2 separate regions of the Homo sapiens genome follow, and region 1 is linked to region 2. A link is a loop called in an ENCODE intact Hi-C map of the cell type or tissue named here. Cell type or tissue: heart right ventricle. All regions are shown on one strand.

Region 1 (8,000 bases), 380 kb before region 2:
CTCAAGTGATCTGCCTGCCTCGGCCTCCCAAAACGCTGGGATTACAGGCGTGAGCCACCGCGCCCGGCCCATTCTGAGGTTTTTAAAAAGGCAAACACATGTAAAAACAATTTGAAAGAATGTTAATCGCTATATAATTTTTGTATCGCAAGAACTTGTAGAATGTTTTCTCTTACCTAGACATGAATAAATTTAAGCACTTAATATTAAATCACAATTTTTATTGAGCACTTTAGTACATAGCAGGTGAAAATTTTCTCTGTGCTAGGTTCGGATATTTATATTATAAATGAAAGCAAATATGTGTGGCTGAGGAGGGTTGAGGCAGAGAGAAAAAGGGGGAAGGAGATTTGTCATGTTAGTTACATAACTCCTTCAGTGTTACCCAAGATATCTGGAACTGATCCAGGAAGAAGACCTTTTCTATCCATTATCATCCCAAAGCCTACAATTTGATGAAGATGTTTCTAAATAGTAAAGAGTGGTGAGCAGGTCACAGAGGGTAAAGCCTTCACGGTGCTTAGGTCACAATCTTCTCACCTTAATAAATCATCAACTCTTTATGAAGCAGGCAGTGCAATCCCAGATAATAAAACCTAATTGTTTGGCTAGCTATGATCCCCAGAGACTCTAAGGGGCCTAAATAAATTAACCTCAAAAATGGCAAAGATGTGGGGAAGAAAGGGTCAGTGTTTAAGCCCAAGAGATGGAAAACCTGAGCCTCCAACCATGGCCTACCCAACAGCCTTTGTGACGTTTACAAGTGCTCCTAGTCTAGAGAAGTTTATTATAAAGTTATTATTTCCCTCTCTTTTTTGACATCAAAATATGAAAGAAGGGTGGCTCAAAGGGCAAGGGCATTTGCTAAGAGAGGTTCCTTGGTGTGGGGAGTTTTCCTCTATAGGTGAGAAGTCCACCTACCACAAAGTAGAAATTCCTTAAGTCAGATTTCAGAGAAAACTCCCTTTCTCTTGTGGTGTAAACTTAATTAATATTTCACCAGTGTCTACATATTTGATATTTATTGACTTTTTTTTTTCTAAGTTTGGGTTAACCCCAGATGGTAAATTGCAAGCAGAGAGTGCCCTAATCCAAAGAAATCTGTGAGGCAAAAATGCAAATCGTTCTTGCTTCTGGATACTTTGGTAACATTGATCAATGTCAAGGGTGTTAGGGTGCCTAATGATCTGACAATTATTCTTCACGGACATTTATTGCCCAGGTTAAAATATTTTCTAATCCCCACCACCCTCTCTCTCTTCCTGCCCCCTTCACCCTGCAACAATTCAACCACTTCACACAAGACATAAAAGGTGCAGTCATCAGTATTTAAAGGACTTGGAAATCATAAGTGATAAATGGACTAATGTGCTCCATTTTGTAAATGTTTATCTTTGATAAACACAAGACTTTGTGCTTTTAAGTGTCTAACACAGAACCTGGCTTGAAGTGGATGTTCAATGAATATTGGTTTCCTGAATACATAAGTGAACGAGGTACTCAATGTAATAGCCTAATAGTCTAAAATAAAATACTTTCAAATGCTTACTTTGCAACCCCTGACTAATAAAGAACAGAAATTTAAAATGTACTTTTAAGTCTTTGTATGTCTTATGTTGGTGGGGATTATTTTTAATGAAGTAACACAAGGTGGAAATAGTACACCAGCAGTGGCTTCATTGAACTGAATGCTGTGTGGGTGAATTACTTAGCTGAAGCTTCTGCAGTATAGCAGTAAGAATAGTACTTCCCTCGTAGGGCAGGGGGTAAGGGAATTGTGTGAACTACTGCATGAAATCACTTAGCCCAGTGCCTGCCACCAGGTAAGCATTCAACAGCTATTGCCATTCTCATCTTTACCATCAACAGCAGCATCATCTCAGGAGCTAATTGATAGGTTCCAAGTCCTATTGATTCCAGAGGTTTCGTCAAGGACCTCTCAGACCATTATAAAAATATGGTGAACAACCCCAGGCTCCAGGGGCTAAATGGCTGGTGTGTAAACAACCAGAAAAGTTCTACCCTCCCTAAGTGGTGCACTTATACAGAATATTCCAAATTCCTTCCGAAAGTCCTTTCCTTTGACTCAGGAAAGCTATTCTGGTTCCAAAATCTATGGTTGGAGTTTTTCAGAAAACAACCGGCCTTAAACATGCAATCAGTCGAATTTTGTTTAACCTTGGCATAGTCCCCCCTCTGTTCTATCTACTTTAAACAAACCTTTAGGGAGATTGAGAGCCAGAGAGAGTACAGAGGGCCAGGAGGCAGCGGGGCAGGTAATCAATTGTACCAGAGATATATTTTTTTTAATATCAAGGATAAAACTCTTGAGAAGGGGACATGATTGGGGCCAGGCACAGTGGCTGACACCTATAATCCCAGCACTTTGGGAGGCCAAGGTTGGTGGATAATTTGTGGCCAGGTGTTCAAGACCAGCCCCGCCAACATAGCGAAACCCCATCTCTACTGAAAATACAAAAAAAATTAGCTGGGCATGGTGGAGGCTGAGGCACGGGAATCACTTGAATCCAGGAGGTAGAGATTGCAGTGAGCCAAGATCATGCCACTGCACTCCAGCCCGGGCAACAGAGCGATACTTTGTCTCAAAAAAAACAAAAACAAAAACAAACAAAAAGAAGGGTACATGATTGGAAATTCTGATGAGAGGGGTTTCTGAGTTTAGAAAGGGCACAAACAGTGCAAACCTGTTCATGAACCTTTACATGTCATGAACAGGGCAGAATGCTTCAGGAAAGAATTGTCGAAAGTAAAAAAGCAAATAATGGATGCAGCTTATTCTAGTTATTGAAGAATCCAAAGGGATGGAAGCTAAATGTAGCACATGGCATGGGCGATGTCTCAACAGTGAGTGGGATAACAAGTCGTTTTAATGGTTCAGGGCCAATAACCGGGGAGGATGAGGAACGGCATCTCTGTTTTGAGTAAACAAGAGTGATTTCCTTCCCTGACACTGAAAAATGAAACCTTTGGGGAGATAGAGGAAGGGTCTGGGGAAGAGGACAGAGAATAGAATTAAAGATGGAAGTAAGTCTGGGTGCAGTGGCTCATGCCTGTAATCCCATCACTTTGGGAGGCCGAGGGGGTGGATCGTGAGGTCAGGAGATTGAGACCATCCTGGCCAACATGGTGAAACGCCATCTCTACTAAAAATACAAAAATTAGCTGGGAGTGGTGGTGCGTGCCTATAATCCCAGCTACTCGGGAGGCTGAGGCAGAAGAATCACATGAACCTGGGAGGCGGAGATAGCAGTGAGCTGAGATTGCGCCATTGCACTCCAGCCTGGCCAACAGAGGGAGACTCCGTCTCAAAAAAAAAAAAAAAAAAAAAAAAAAGATGGAGGTGAAGGAATGAGATTCTCGTGGAGACATTTTGGTTTTTTATTTCCTAGGAGAAAGTTGATCATGGGTGTACAGTTAGGAGAAGTGTCACAAAGAGACTGGCACTAAACTGGAAATGGAAGTCACATCAGAAGGTTTGCAATCCCACAGAGAAACCCAAAAACATGGGGAGAGGTTGGTATGAATAATGCAATGATAGATGGAAGGGCTTGATGAGTTGGTTGAGTTTTGTATCAAACCTGCTATGAAATATAGGGCCTTGGAACAAGGACTTTGTCTACCCTATTCTCCACTGTATCATCAGAACAAGAACAGCTTCCAGCACATACTAGGTGCCTTACAACTATTTGTTGAATGACTACATGAATAGAAGAAAATATTAGGGATCCCTAAACACTACAATACAAAATAAGAAGTATTGTTTAAGTCAATACCCAAGAAATAAGGTCCAGAGTCCCCCAGAAATGGCAATAATCTTTTATATAAGGACAGCGAGTTGCACTCAATATGTTGGGTCTACAGATTTGTCAGGATGCTAAGACTCTGGTCAAAGGATGTACATGTCTGGTTAAGTGAGAATGAGGTTGCAGCCTGCAACTAAGGTGACGCAGAGAAAGAGTTAAGAATAGAAAATTGGACCCTGAGCAGCGGCTCACATCTGTAATCCCAACACTTTGAGAGGCTGAGGCGGAAGGATCTCTTGAGGCCAGGAGTTTGAGACCAGCCTGGGAAACATAGCAAGACCCTGTCTCCATAAAAAAATTAAAAATTAGTTGGGCATGGTGGTGCATGCCTACAGTCACAGATATTCAGGAGGCTGAGGCAGGAGGATCTCTTGAACCCAGTAGTTCAAGGCTGCAGTGAGCCATCATCATTGCACCACTGTACTGCAGCCTGAGCAACAGACAGACACCCTGTAAAAAAAAAAAAAAAAAAAAGGAAGCAAACTGGAGACTACGAAGGAGGTGATCAAGAGGTGATAGAGTTGGTGTAGATACTGAAGTTCTATTGGAATGCTGATGTGTGAACGGGAGGAGAAGAAGGATGTTAATTAGGGGTGAAAAGCATCAATGAAGGAAGAGGCAGGGGCCTGGGACCAGCCTGTGATTCCATCTGGAGGACAGAGTGGCTCGCCCTATCTTGGGGATGTCTTGTGAGTACAAGAATCACAGATGGAAAGAAGGGCAAGGGACAGGGGCATCTTCCTTAAATCACATTGATAGGTTCATGTATGGTGCACATGTGTCACATATATGATGCAAAAGGGGTCCTGGCCCCTTGGTGATGGCATAGATGTGTGTAGCCACATTTAAGGAGTCACCAGTTGAAGTAGAGATGTTGAATTATTCTCACAGAGAAAATTCCTCAAGCATAAAGAAGTTCAGAAAAATCTCATCTTTTCAACTGCATTATGCTCTGACCTAGGTCTTTGCCATTTTTCTTTCATTGTGTATTTTTTTCCAAGTGACCAGCAATGCTGAATGAAACAGTCAATCCTGATTTATTTGGACTCCTGGACAGTGTGCCCGTACGCGCGCGTCCACACACACACACACACACACACACACACACACACACACAGACACACACACACTTTTTTTTTTAATACTCAACTATTCAGGATCAGAGTCCATAAATCTGTTTTTGAAACTTTCTCTAAAAAGAGGCTACAGTTATGTGCCTCTAAACATCTGGCCAAACTGCAGAAGAACCCAGTTAACTATCCAGGTGTGAAATTCACAGTGGGCTGAACATGGGTATTTAGAAGTACTCCACGCAGTGGGATTTCTTTTTCAGCTTTCTGTACACAGACCAGAAAAGCAGCTCAGTAATGGTGTCAACTAGATCCATTCCTGTGGGAGTCCCACTTCTTAAGAGAGGAAGGAATGATGAACGAATGAATGAATGAATGAATGAATGAATGAACGAACAAACGCAACAGTGCTCTCAGCTCTGGAGAGAACAAGCTACAGAGCCCAAAGCGGCTGGATGCTCCGGCTCAGCCCCCCTCGCCTCCTGCCCTGGATGAGCTGCCCTGTGGGTTGTTACAGATCACTGTTCTTGGTTCAAATGCGTTACCTAAGACAGAGATCATTTGTCAAGTGAGCAGGGTACACAGAGAGCTGTAGGCAGATTATGGAAAGAGAGAGGGAGGAGAGAGAGGGAGGAGAGAGAGCGCGGGAGAGGGAGAAAGAGAGAGGGGACCAGGGCGAGGAGAGGAGCAGGCTTCTCCAGGAACGGCGCTTTGCAGGCGCTGGGGATTCAAGTTAGACCGGGTGGCGGTGCAGAGGCGCCACCCGGGAGAGGGGAGCCACCACGGCTCCCGACATGGCTCTTTTCATGTGGGATGCTTAAGCACGGCACACAGAGAGAGTAACTTGCAGGAGACAGAAACTGGCATGAGGATTCTGCCACCATGGAAGGGCTCCTGTCTCCGATGAGGACGAAGGTAAGGGGAGTGGATCTGGATTTCTTTTCCTTCTGCTTGGAGGGACAGAAAAGGCTCTGTGCATGGGAGGAGGCTCACGGAGCTTTTGTCTCATTTCAGAACTAGGCTGGCGATTGCAACTGGATCTCTCAAAGAATAGGCTTGCCTGCACGGCAGCGCGATCTGAGGGGAAGGGGAGAGCAGAGAGGGGAGCGAGCCATCTGTCAGCGTGGACAATGGGAACCTCAGTAAATGAGTTCGCCTCTCGGTTGATTAGACAGCCATATTTTAGCAGGATTTCCAGTCACTCTTGCTTTGGGGCCGTGCAGCCCTCGGAGCTGTTCGTTTGCAGGAAGTACCAATTTCTCAGATCGTATTGCTGTTTAGCAGGAGGAGTAACACGTTTAAGGCAAAGAGTGTGCCCAGCTCCCACTTGAAATAGCCTCTTTCCTCTTCCTCTTCCTCCTCCTCTTCTTCAGAGCAGGAGGACCAGGGAATCCTCTCTGTAGAAAGTAGGTTAATGCATTCTGGAGGCCAGTGTGTTCTCGGAAAAATAGCAGACCTGCAGAAAAGATTTCAGAGCACTGCTCTAGCCTGACATCTTGAACTTGGTCCTGTAACATTTAGAAATGCTCACGGGGAACTGGTTTTGGTCTCCTGAAGACTCTAAGCGCTTGTTCTTCTTGGCTGGAGTTTGCTTTTTCACTTTCAAGAGACGCTTTGAACGTGGGGTTTTCCATTATAAGCTCAGACGATGAAGGTGTTATTTGATATCTGCTATATTTACCTATAACTCTAAATGGATAGATCCAAAGTTTTCAATAATGCTAGAAATATTACTTTTCTTAACCAGAAATTTCAAAACAAATCAAGGGGCAAATAGATCTCTAAACACACAGCAGAGTTAAAGTCAATAGGACAAAGCTTTGATTTACCTCATCTCTTTGATGCCCTGTGTAATGATTTGGACACAAATAGACTCTTGTCATTGAACATTTTTTTTTCCTGCTGGTTAATGAGCCTGACCATGATATTTTCAGAGAATGTTAGAAGTAGGTCTTGTGCAGGAAGACACCCCATCCTTTGCGAGAATTTCCCATCTCTGTTATGTTCACCCATGTCTGAGAGTCATTCATTAGAAGGATAGCCTCAAGTGAGAGTTTGTTACAAAGGCTCTAACTCCAGCCCTTCTGCGGGCTGGCAGATCTTTGAGATCCCCTTGGTGACCCACTTGTTCTCACTGGGCATGTAGCTGGAATCCTGTTGCTTACAGGCAGTACACTTCAATCCAAGGTGCTGTTTCATGATCCCCTACCACAGCAAAGAAAATGGCAAATGACACTGGCATCCTAGCTCACTTGATTGACAGGATGAGGTTTGAATGCTTTGGGGAATGGCATCGTAATCTGTTCATTTGACCAGGTTTTCAAATTGCAAACTATCGCAGTATTGTGCAGTCTCTGGCGCCTAACAGATCTGTGGATCCGAGCTCCTAACCTCACGCGAGTACAACTCTCGTAGACTTCGAAGGGAGTTTCCTATGCAAATAATCAGGACCCAGGCTCTGCGTAAATCACACCATGAGCCGATTAAAATGGCATGCTATAGTCGGGGGAGAAATGGATGTCAGTGAGTCAGGCTGCTCACATATTATATTTATCAGTATCACTCACATCATGGCTTGTTCCTTGATCATCATATTGTCTAATAAACATGGAAACTGTGGGGTTCGGGTCCTACCAAAGTTTAAACATAAAATCTCTACATAGCAAATAGATTCTCATTCAAACCCTTCAGTTTTTAGGTTTCAAGGGATTTGTGTATGTGTATGTGTTTAAATTGCTTCTGTGAATTCTTTTTTAGTCTTTTTATTTCTAATGCTGGAAATGGATATTTCCATATTGAAAATTCAAACTGCATTTGAATTCAGTGACCTACAATATCATCATGACTGAGGGAACAAGACCTGACTGGGCAAGAGGAGAATCCCATTGGCAAGGCTTGGTTTTAAATCCTAAGTTGCCCTGTCCAAATGTTGTTGAAATTACCCAGCGATATTTTTAATTTATCCGAAGAGAAGACATATCCGTGACAAGGTGGTTGCCATACTTAAACTTTGATCACATTATGCCTCCTTAAGTCTGTTCTGAAATATTTTCTCCCTTTGGTGAGGATTTAGCTTGAAGTTTCTGATTTCCTGGTATGATGATAG
Region 2 (8,000 bases):
AATCTAGTCTAAGAAATTTTGTTTTGTGCTTGCAAAGGGAACGATTTGTGGGCTATAGTGATTTAAATAGTTAATATTTGCAGCTGTCTTATGAAGACAACAGGACTTACCACTTCCGTTTGCAAAAGGTTGTGAGAAGCCAGAGGCTGGGCAGGTCAGGGGTTCAGGGGCAAAGTCTGAATTGGTGGCAAAGTCAGAATCTGAGCCCCCAGTCCAGCAGCTCCGAAACACCCAGTCTATGGAGGCACCAGGTTCTTTCTGTCCAGAACCTTGATTGCAACACAATTACAGAAGCATTAAGTGCTGATGCCTCAGTCTTTACATGGACACTAACACTTACACCCATGCCATACAACTCTGTTCTTTGAAATATACTAACAGAAATTCAGGAGCGAGATACAAATGATATGCAATTCTGTCATTCCTAAAGAGCATGATCAGGAATGCAGTTCCAGACATAGGCATCCTTAAGCCACACAAGGCATTAGAAGGGCTTCAAACAAGAGTTAAAGGGTCCACTTAACAGGCTCGAGTGTATGACTTTTCCTCAGCTGGCAGAGTAAATTTCAACTTGCGCTTAATGCGTTTTTGATTTGTTTAACAGCTGTGAACATATCCAAGCTCATCTTAGCTATTTCCATTACTGATGGGGATGATTTCAATGCCATATTCTCTTTAATGGTGTATACAGTTTCTCAGATTTATGGCAAAGCAACCATATAAAGCAAATAGTAACAATTCCTCTGGGAGGGGCAGGTGGTATCAGGCAGGACTCCAGTTGCATGGAAGCAGGTCATTAACCTGTCATCGCAGGTGGATGAGTGCATTTACCATATATCAGGCTCTCCCCACCTCCCTGGTGATGTTCACCAACATTAGCCAAGAGGAGAAAATCCTGGGCTTGGCTGCCTAGTAGGTGTTTTTTCCAAGTGTCTGAATTATTTGTGGACGTCCTTGCAGGAGAGCTTGGGGCACCTTGACGTTGGTGGTGGAAGTGTCAGTCTCTAAGATACACAGATCTTTCCAAATCACTGCAAGCCTGTCTTCTATGCATAAAAGCAGGTAACCTAGCATTGCAGAGGTTAAATAGGTGCTAGCAATAGAGAGAATTGGGGAATGGGATGACTGAAGACCCAGATGTAACATCCACTTCTGATCCGTAGCCATAATAGACGCTTCCACCATCACCATTGATGGTCGGCCAAAGCAAGAACCTCAAAGAACACTCCTTAGAGAGAAGAATTTCCAAATCCGCATTTAGGGACAGCCATTCTCCACTATGTCTTTATACACGCCATCTGGCAGAATGTGCTCCTTCTCCAGCTCCTATGGAAGCAGATCTTTCTGGAAGTGTCACATTCCACTTGTTTCCTGCAGAGCCCCACCTGAGTACTTCAAACTCAGCAGGTCCAAAGCCAAATTTATTATCTTCTCTCTCCTCCCTTGACCTTCCATGGTCCCATCAAGTCTGTGGCATCGTCATCCACTCAGTCACATAGGCTACACATCTTGAAGTCTTCTGTCTTCTTCCTGGAATTTTTTAATTTTTTTTTTTTTTTTTTTTTGAGACGGATTCTCGCTCTGGCACCCAGGCTGGAGTGTAATGGCATGATCTCGGCTCACTGCGACCTCCACCTCCCAAGTTCAAGAGATTCTCCTGCCTCAGCCTCCTGAGCAGCTGGGATTATAGGCACCCACCACCATACCCAGCTAATTTTTGTATTTTTAGTAGAGACCGTGTTTCACCATGTTGGTCAGGCTGGTCTGGAATTCCTGACCTCAGGTGATCCATCCGCCTCGGCCTCCCAACCTAGAATTTTTATGTGCATTAATTCTCTGCTGCTGCTTCCAAAATCTCCCTCTGTACTGCCCTCTCCTCCTTATTACCTGAACTCAGGCCCTCACCAGTCAGTCGACCTATTGAAGCAGCCTCCAAGGGTGGGGTGGGGCTCATCACCAGGGTCCCAGCCACAGAGGATCCCAGCACCCTCACTACCCTGAGTTCCCACTTCTTAGCTGGCCAAGAAGTGCAGTAACAAAACACCAATCATTTGTTTTCTCTAAGAGAGGAGGCAGATTCTCTATATAGGTGAATTCCGTCTCTTTACCTTGCTTTTCATCCTGGGAAGAATCCTCTATTTATAACCTGACATCTGCCTAGGGATGCTCACAGGCAGTTTTCTCCAAAGGAGTGGTAAGAGAATCATCTTCATCAAAAGCCCAGAACTTGAAATAGGCTTGAGTCCATAAAAGAACTTCTGTCCAGCTGGGTACCTTTCCAGTGTGTTTCTAAACAGAAGCACGGTTGGGCTCTGAGCAGCCTCCCCACTCCAGCCATGGCACCTGCATATCTTGACGCAGCCTGACTCCCAGATTCCTCAAATCCTTTCTCCTTTGGTGTAAATGTCTATATATTACATCTACATACCACATGTCTAGGTAGCCTTCGTTGGCAAAGCAGAATCGAGCCACCTGATAAAAGAGGGCCATGGTAGGCTGGGCATGGTGGTTCATGCCTGTACTTTCGGAGGGCAAGGTGGGTGGATCATCTGAAGTTAGGAGGTTGAGACCAGCCCGGCCAACATGGTGAAACCCCATCTCTACTAAAAATACAAAAATTAGCTAGGAATGATGGTGCATGCCTGTAATCCCAGCTACTTGGGAGGCTGAGGCAGGAGAATCACTTGAACCAGGGAGGCAGAGATCACAGTGAGCAGAGATTGTGCCACTGCACTCCAGCCTAGGCAACAGAGCAAGACCCCATCTCACAAAAAAAAAAAAAAAGAAACAGAGGGTCATGGAAAAGATAACTAACTACCTGAAGGTACATTTTAGAAAGTCAGAGAATGGAGGTACTAACACTGCATGGCTGAGTAACCCAGGTTGGGCTATTATTTGGGATTTATATATTCTTCTGATATAATACATATGCAAAACACCAGGCAGAATCATCACCTCCATTCAACAGATTAGGAAAATATAAGACCCAAATATATTAAATAACATGAATTGGAACTCAGAACCCCTCTCCATCCACGAAGCCAGATAGCATCTCCTCTATAAGCATTTCCTCTGCAGAGGCCCTGAGGCAAGTATCAGGCTGCAGGAGGTTTTGGGGACAGTGGAAGGGAGGACTCAGATCCTGCCTTCATTGACCCATCATTCAGCCTAAGAGGGGCCTGGTCCATCCAGTTTTTCAACCAGCAAATCACCAGGAATGATCCCAGGTGGCTTCAGGGTCTTAATAATTACCCAAAAAGGATAAAGACTGGAGAGGCGGGAACTATCCATTATTCAGCACCTGTCCATTGCTAAGGCTGATTGTTAATCTTTGCAGCAACCCTGGAAGCAGGTCTGATTATTCCGAATTAAAAAGAAGGAGATGGGGGCCCAGGATGGTCCATAAATTCTTCCCCAGCATGGCTAATAAGTTACGAAGGCGAGATGAGGTCTCATCTGTTCGGTCAGGTCTGACTCCAATCCTTGTGTCTGTCCTCCCCTACTGCATGCTGTCTGTCTCCACAGGGGAAAAGTAACATCCTCCTCCAATGTGGCATTTCCAAGAGATCCTGTGTATCCCTTCAGTGTGGCAGCCTGCCAAGACCTGTGGCCAGAGGTCTCCACTGTTCCCTGTATAGGCAGGGCCAGGAGCAGCGAAGTCAAATGCGGCGACCCCAGCCCTCTTTGTGACCCACGCTTGGCCATGTTTGCAGAACCAGCATCCTCCTGCAAAGATGGTGTTCAGGACAAGTGCACACCACCATGAGTGACAGAGCCACCGCCAGGCCTGCCAGCCTGGTTCCAGCACTACCCAACCCAGAGCTCCCCTGGCAGAGTGCCCCTGCACAGGGACAATCACAGTCACAGGTCTTGGCAGGCTGCCACTCTGAAGGGATACACTGGATATCTTGGAAATACCACACTGGAGGAGGAAGAGCCATCTCAAATGGTAAAGCAAGAATTTTCAGGACCTCAGACATCTGCTGTTGGTCTCACTTGAGAAGGTCTTGCCATTTTCTGCATTATCTGACACTGTGGAGACCCGCCGGAAGGTATTCTTTGAACTGTGCTTTTCTGTCTCCTAGAAAGAAAACTTCAGGGTCCACTTGCACCTGGTCATCACCCTGAGCTGTGTCACTCCCGAGACTTACAAGCCCAAATCCACCATCATCCCAGCTGTAGCATGCAGCAGCCTGCTCACTGCTCCTCCTGGGCTGTTTCTGCATCATCATCCATGCCTTCATTTATGGGCTCACAGATGTCCCTTGGCATAAGCACTGCTCTAGGAGCCAAGGACAGAGCAGCGAACAAAACTGATAAACCCTGTTCTCAGGCAATTTCGCGTCCATTTCCTCCAGCTTCTGAGATCCTATCAGCCCTGCCTGTCCTATTTTTTGGCCAATTCAGTGCAAATCCATTGTGCACCCTTCCAACTACTTCCTGACCCTGGACCACACCTCCCTTTGCTGCTCACACTTTCTCTCTCTCTCCCTTTCTCTCACACACACACCCACCCGCAGGGTTGGACTGGTCCTGCCACACACACACACACACCTTTTATTTCTACCCCCGAGCTTCTGAGTGTGTTCAGGAAAATGTTCATGCAACTTCAGGTTGGTTCATGGTTATTGTGATGAACCCCACACAGATCATCATATCTCTAGCCAGTTCTGCCAGGGGTGCCTGCTCAGGGTCTCTGTTCCCCACTGTGGTTTTACCTCTTGCTTCAGGTCCCAGATACTCAAGGCTTTTGCTCTAAGAAGATGTTGCTGCTTATGTTTCTGCAGAGAAAATAAAAGCCAGCACCAGGGAGCTCCTAGTCCTACTTCTTTATCCACAAACTTAATTGTATCTTTAATTGTGTTTTTGTGGCTTCTCAGTCCACTCACTGCACACACGCAAATGCATGAGCGTCTCAGAGGAAGACCCTTAGCCCATCATCCAGCACGCACTGATCCACGTGTACCTCAATCCCAGTCCCTTCTGTCACCTCACAGAGCTTCTCCCTCGAGCCTTTCCTCTCTTTTTCTCTATCTTCTCCTCCATGGATTCCTCCCCTTTGTGACCACGTCCCAATCTAACTGAAGAAAACGTCCTCTGTGATGCACAGCCTCCTCCAGCCAGTGCCCTCTGCTACCCCTTCTGCTCTGCTCACAGCAACCGCCGAGAGATGGGTCTGCACTTGCTGTCACCCCCTCCCCACAGGCCTCTCGTTCCTCATTCTGTGGTCGTCCAGCTTCTGGTGCCATCGTACCCCCTGGTCACTGGAGGTCTCTCGCCCCTAGCTCCACAGGCGTGCTTCTGCCCTGCTCCCATGTGGCTTCTGTGGCTCTGGGCTCATTCGAACATGCTCCCTTTCAGTTCCCCCGGCTCTGTGGCACTACACTCTCCTGGGCCACCTCCTCTTTGTCCCCTCTGTCCCTGGCTCGGGGCAGGTTCCCTGCTCTGCTCTGCTGTCCCTTGAGCCCTGGTGTCCACGAGGTCGTGTCTTGCTTGTCTTCTCTCCCTGCACCTTCCCCTGGTGTGATTTCACCCCCATCCACAGCTGCCACTGCAGTCTCTTTGCTGGAGACTCTCCGTCCTCTGCCCCAGTCCTGACCTCTCTCCCGAGCTCCAGGCCATCTCCACTGACTGGCATTTCCTCACAGATGCAGCTGGAATCTAATGATGTCGTCGTCTTTCTGCATCCAAATGTGCTCCCCTTTCGTTGTCACCTCCTTGTCTTTGTGATGGGCACCATCACCCCTGCAGCCCCCAAAACCAGAGACTTGGGAGTCAACCTTGACCTCACCGCTCCCTCCCGCTTGCCTCCTCCTGTTCCCTCAGTCACTACTCGCTGTTATTCCTGCATCTTAAACAGCTCCCTATCCATCTCTTACTCTCCATACACAGCCTAATAGTAATTAGGGCTTCCATAAACCTCTCCTGGACTCAAGATCTCCTTGTTCATCTCTGCGTCTGGCCTTGACCCCTTCCAAACTCCCCTATATGAAGACACTGAGCATCTTTCTAGAATTCTCATCTGATCCTTGCTCATAATTTTTTTCCAGCTTCCCATTATCCTCAGAAAAGGACATCTTTAGCGTGACTTGCATGATGTGACTTCTGCTTAACTGTCCAGCCTCACCTCTTCCCACTCCCCTCACCACACAACACACACACACACACACACACACACACACACACATTATAAGCAGCCAGCAGCGGTCAATATATGACCAAGAGCACCTTGAACTGCAAACCATTGTTTAGTGCTATAAGGCTTGGGAACAATGTCTCTCTGATATTGTTCACCAGGCAAGCTTTAGAAATAGGTCAAGAAAAAAATATAAGGAAAATATACACAACCCAAGGAAGTCTGCGTCATGTGTGTGTGTGTGTGTGTGTGTGTGTGTGTGGTCTTTTCATAGGCACAACTTTGTGCTCAGAATGAAGCCTACATGTCTGGATTATTCTTTAATTACATTTTCTTCTACCAAGTGTCCTGTAGTTCTGATCATCTCAACTCCTTGTAAGAAAATAAACAGAGATTAGATTTGCCTCTTCAGAATTTGAGTTTCACAGACAATAAACTGAAGCAAGCAGCAAAAAAATAAGAGAGGAGAAGTCCGATCGGGGAGGAAGGATTTTACAGCCAAGTCCACAGGCCGGATTCTTGGTATCTTCCCTGGCTGATGGAGACAGCAGCTGCTACTTCCTGTCACTCGCAATAACAATGATGGCATGGATCTAAAATGAGGTTCCTGCTAACCAGAACTTGCTATATTTCAGCTAGGTGTCCCAGTTAAGATTTTAGAGGCATTGAGATTCTAAGCATCAGAGGCTTGGCTGCAGAAACTCACAGCTTATTGCTTTCATTATCATGGCTCTTATTTGCCACCAAGAGTAGGCATTTTAAATGTGACATTTGTGTTCATTACAAAATGAAATCACTGGTCCATTTAATTAACACTTGCTGTAAATATTCAGTGATTCCCAAGTGCCCAGGGCTGGATGGGGAAGGGAAAGGGAGAGCAGGGAGAATGGAGGAGGAGACCTGGCTGATGTCATCTGGCTGGGCCCTTGCCATCTGACTAGGCAGTGTTCAGTCTATTGCAACCAGAGGCTTTCACTTGTCAAAGAAGGGGACGGGACTCCCCGAGGCTTTAGAGGCTGTTTAATATTTAATAAGCTCAAACACATAAACACAGAGCACCTATTTCGTTCTCCTTCAGACTCTCTGATAAAATATTCTCGGGTCGGGATCATCTGAGCTAGTTTGGGTGGGCTGTTGCTTGTGGAGTCAGGAAACCTCTTAGCAAGGTCTGCGCTCCATCTAGAGTGTTCCTTTAGACTCAAATAGATGCCCTAAGATTCAGTCCTGCTAAGTGTGCCCCCAAAACCCGTTTAAAATGTAGGTCTGATTATGATTCAGCTGTGGTGAGGCCAGCAGATGAGGAGAGGACAGACATTGAAAAGATTGTCACTCAGTTCCTGGGAGAAGGGGCCACACCATGCCACGCAGGGCCATGTGGGAGGCATTGGGGAGCCGGGAAACAATTGGGCAAGAGCATTTTTTGTGGTTTCTTTGGGGAGGAACGGGCAAGGCTGGGAGAGCAGGCTTGGGATTGGCTAGTTTAAATAATTTCAGCGGGCTCTGCAGCATGGGGGCTGCCCCCTAGTTGTCTGGTACGTGTCCCTAGGGTGGTGAGGGCAGGGAAATAGTGGCCCTGGGTGTGAGAGCCGAGAGGTGGTGGGAGGGGTGGACCCTGGATCCATGGTGACATGTGGAAGTCTTGGGGTCTGGAAATTGGCTAACCCTGGCACCAGCAGTCCCTCCAGGCCCAGCAAGGTCACAGACATCCAAGCATCATAAAGCCATGGTCAATACACAGCCAGACTCGGAACTGTCCATGCAGACCCTCTGAATCCGAGACATAGCCTTCATTTATTTCCCTGGTTACCCAGAGACCTGGAATGTTCTTTGTGAACCCTGGAAGCACTCCCTGCTCCATGCTGGT

What was found. Hi-C counts contacts between places; a loop is a spot of excess contacts. Peaks named below come from ENCODE experiments on the same cell type or tissue, not always from the same donor. Only the 100,000 strongest peaks of a DNase experiment are listed, where the experiment ranks them.
Region 1: a loop joins it to region 2, with 2.6 times the contacts of the local background. A loop is called at or near these places in 20 of 110 quality-filtered maps.

Annotation. Positions count from the first base shown.
Region 1 is chr10:14,171,821-14,179,820 of GRCh38, reverse strand. All of the region lies in intron 2 of FRMD4A (FERM domain containing 4A), which reads left to right. Among named protein-coding and RNA genes, the nearest start is that of FRMD4A-AS3, 100 kb to the right of the region's middle. RefSeq lists a silencer at 2,353-2,514 and an enhancer at 3,874-4,373. In heart right ventricle, no CTCF peak of the experiment used is centred here; no DNase peak of the experiment used is centred here; H3K4me3 peaks cover 1,392 bases; H3K27me3 peaks cover 6,628 bases.
Region 2 is chr10:13,787,957-13,795,956 of GRCh38, reverse strand. All of the region lies in intron 5 of FRMD4A (FERM domain containing 4A), which reads left to right. Among named protein-coding and RNA genes, the nearest start is that of FRMD4A-AS2, 200 kb to the left of the region's middle. RefSeq lists an enhancer at 7,058-7,648. In heart right ventricle, no CTCF peak of the experiment used is centred here; DNase peaks (open chromatin) are centred at 3,836, 6,662, 7,056 and 7,946; H3K27ac peaks cover 2,846 bases.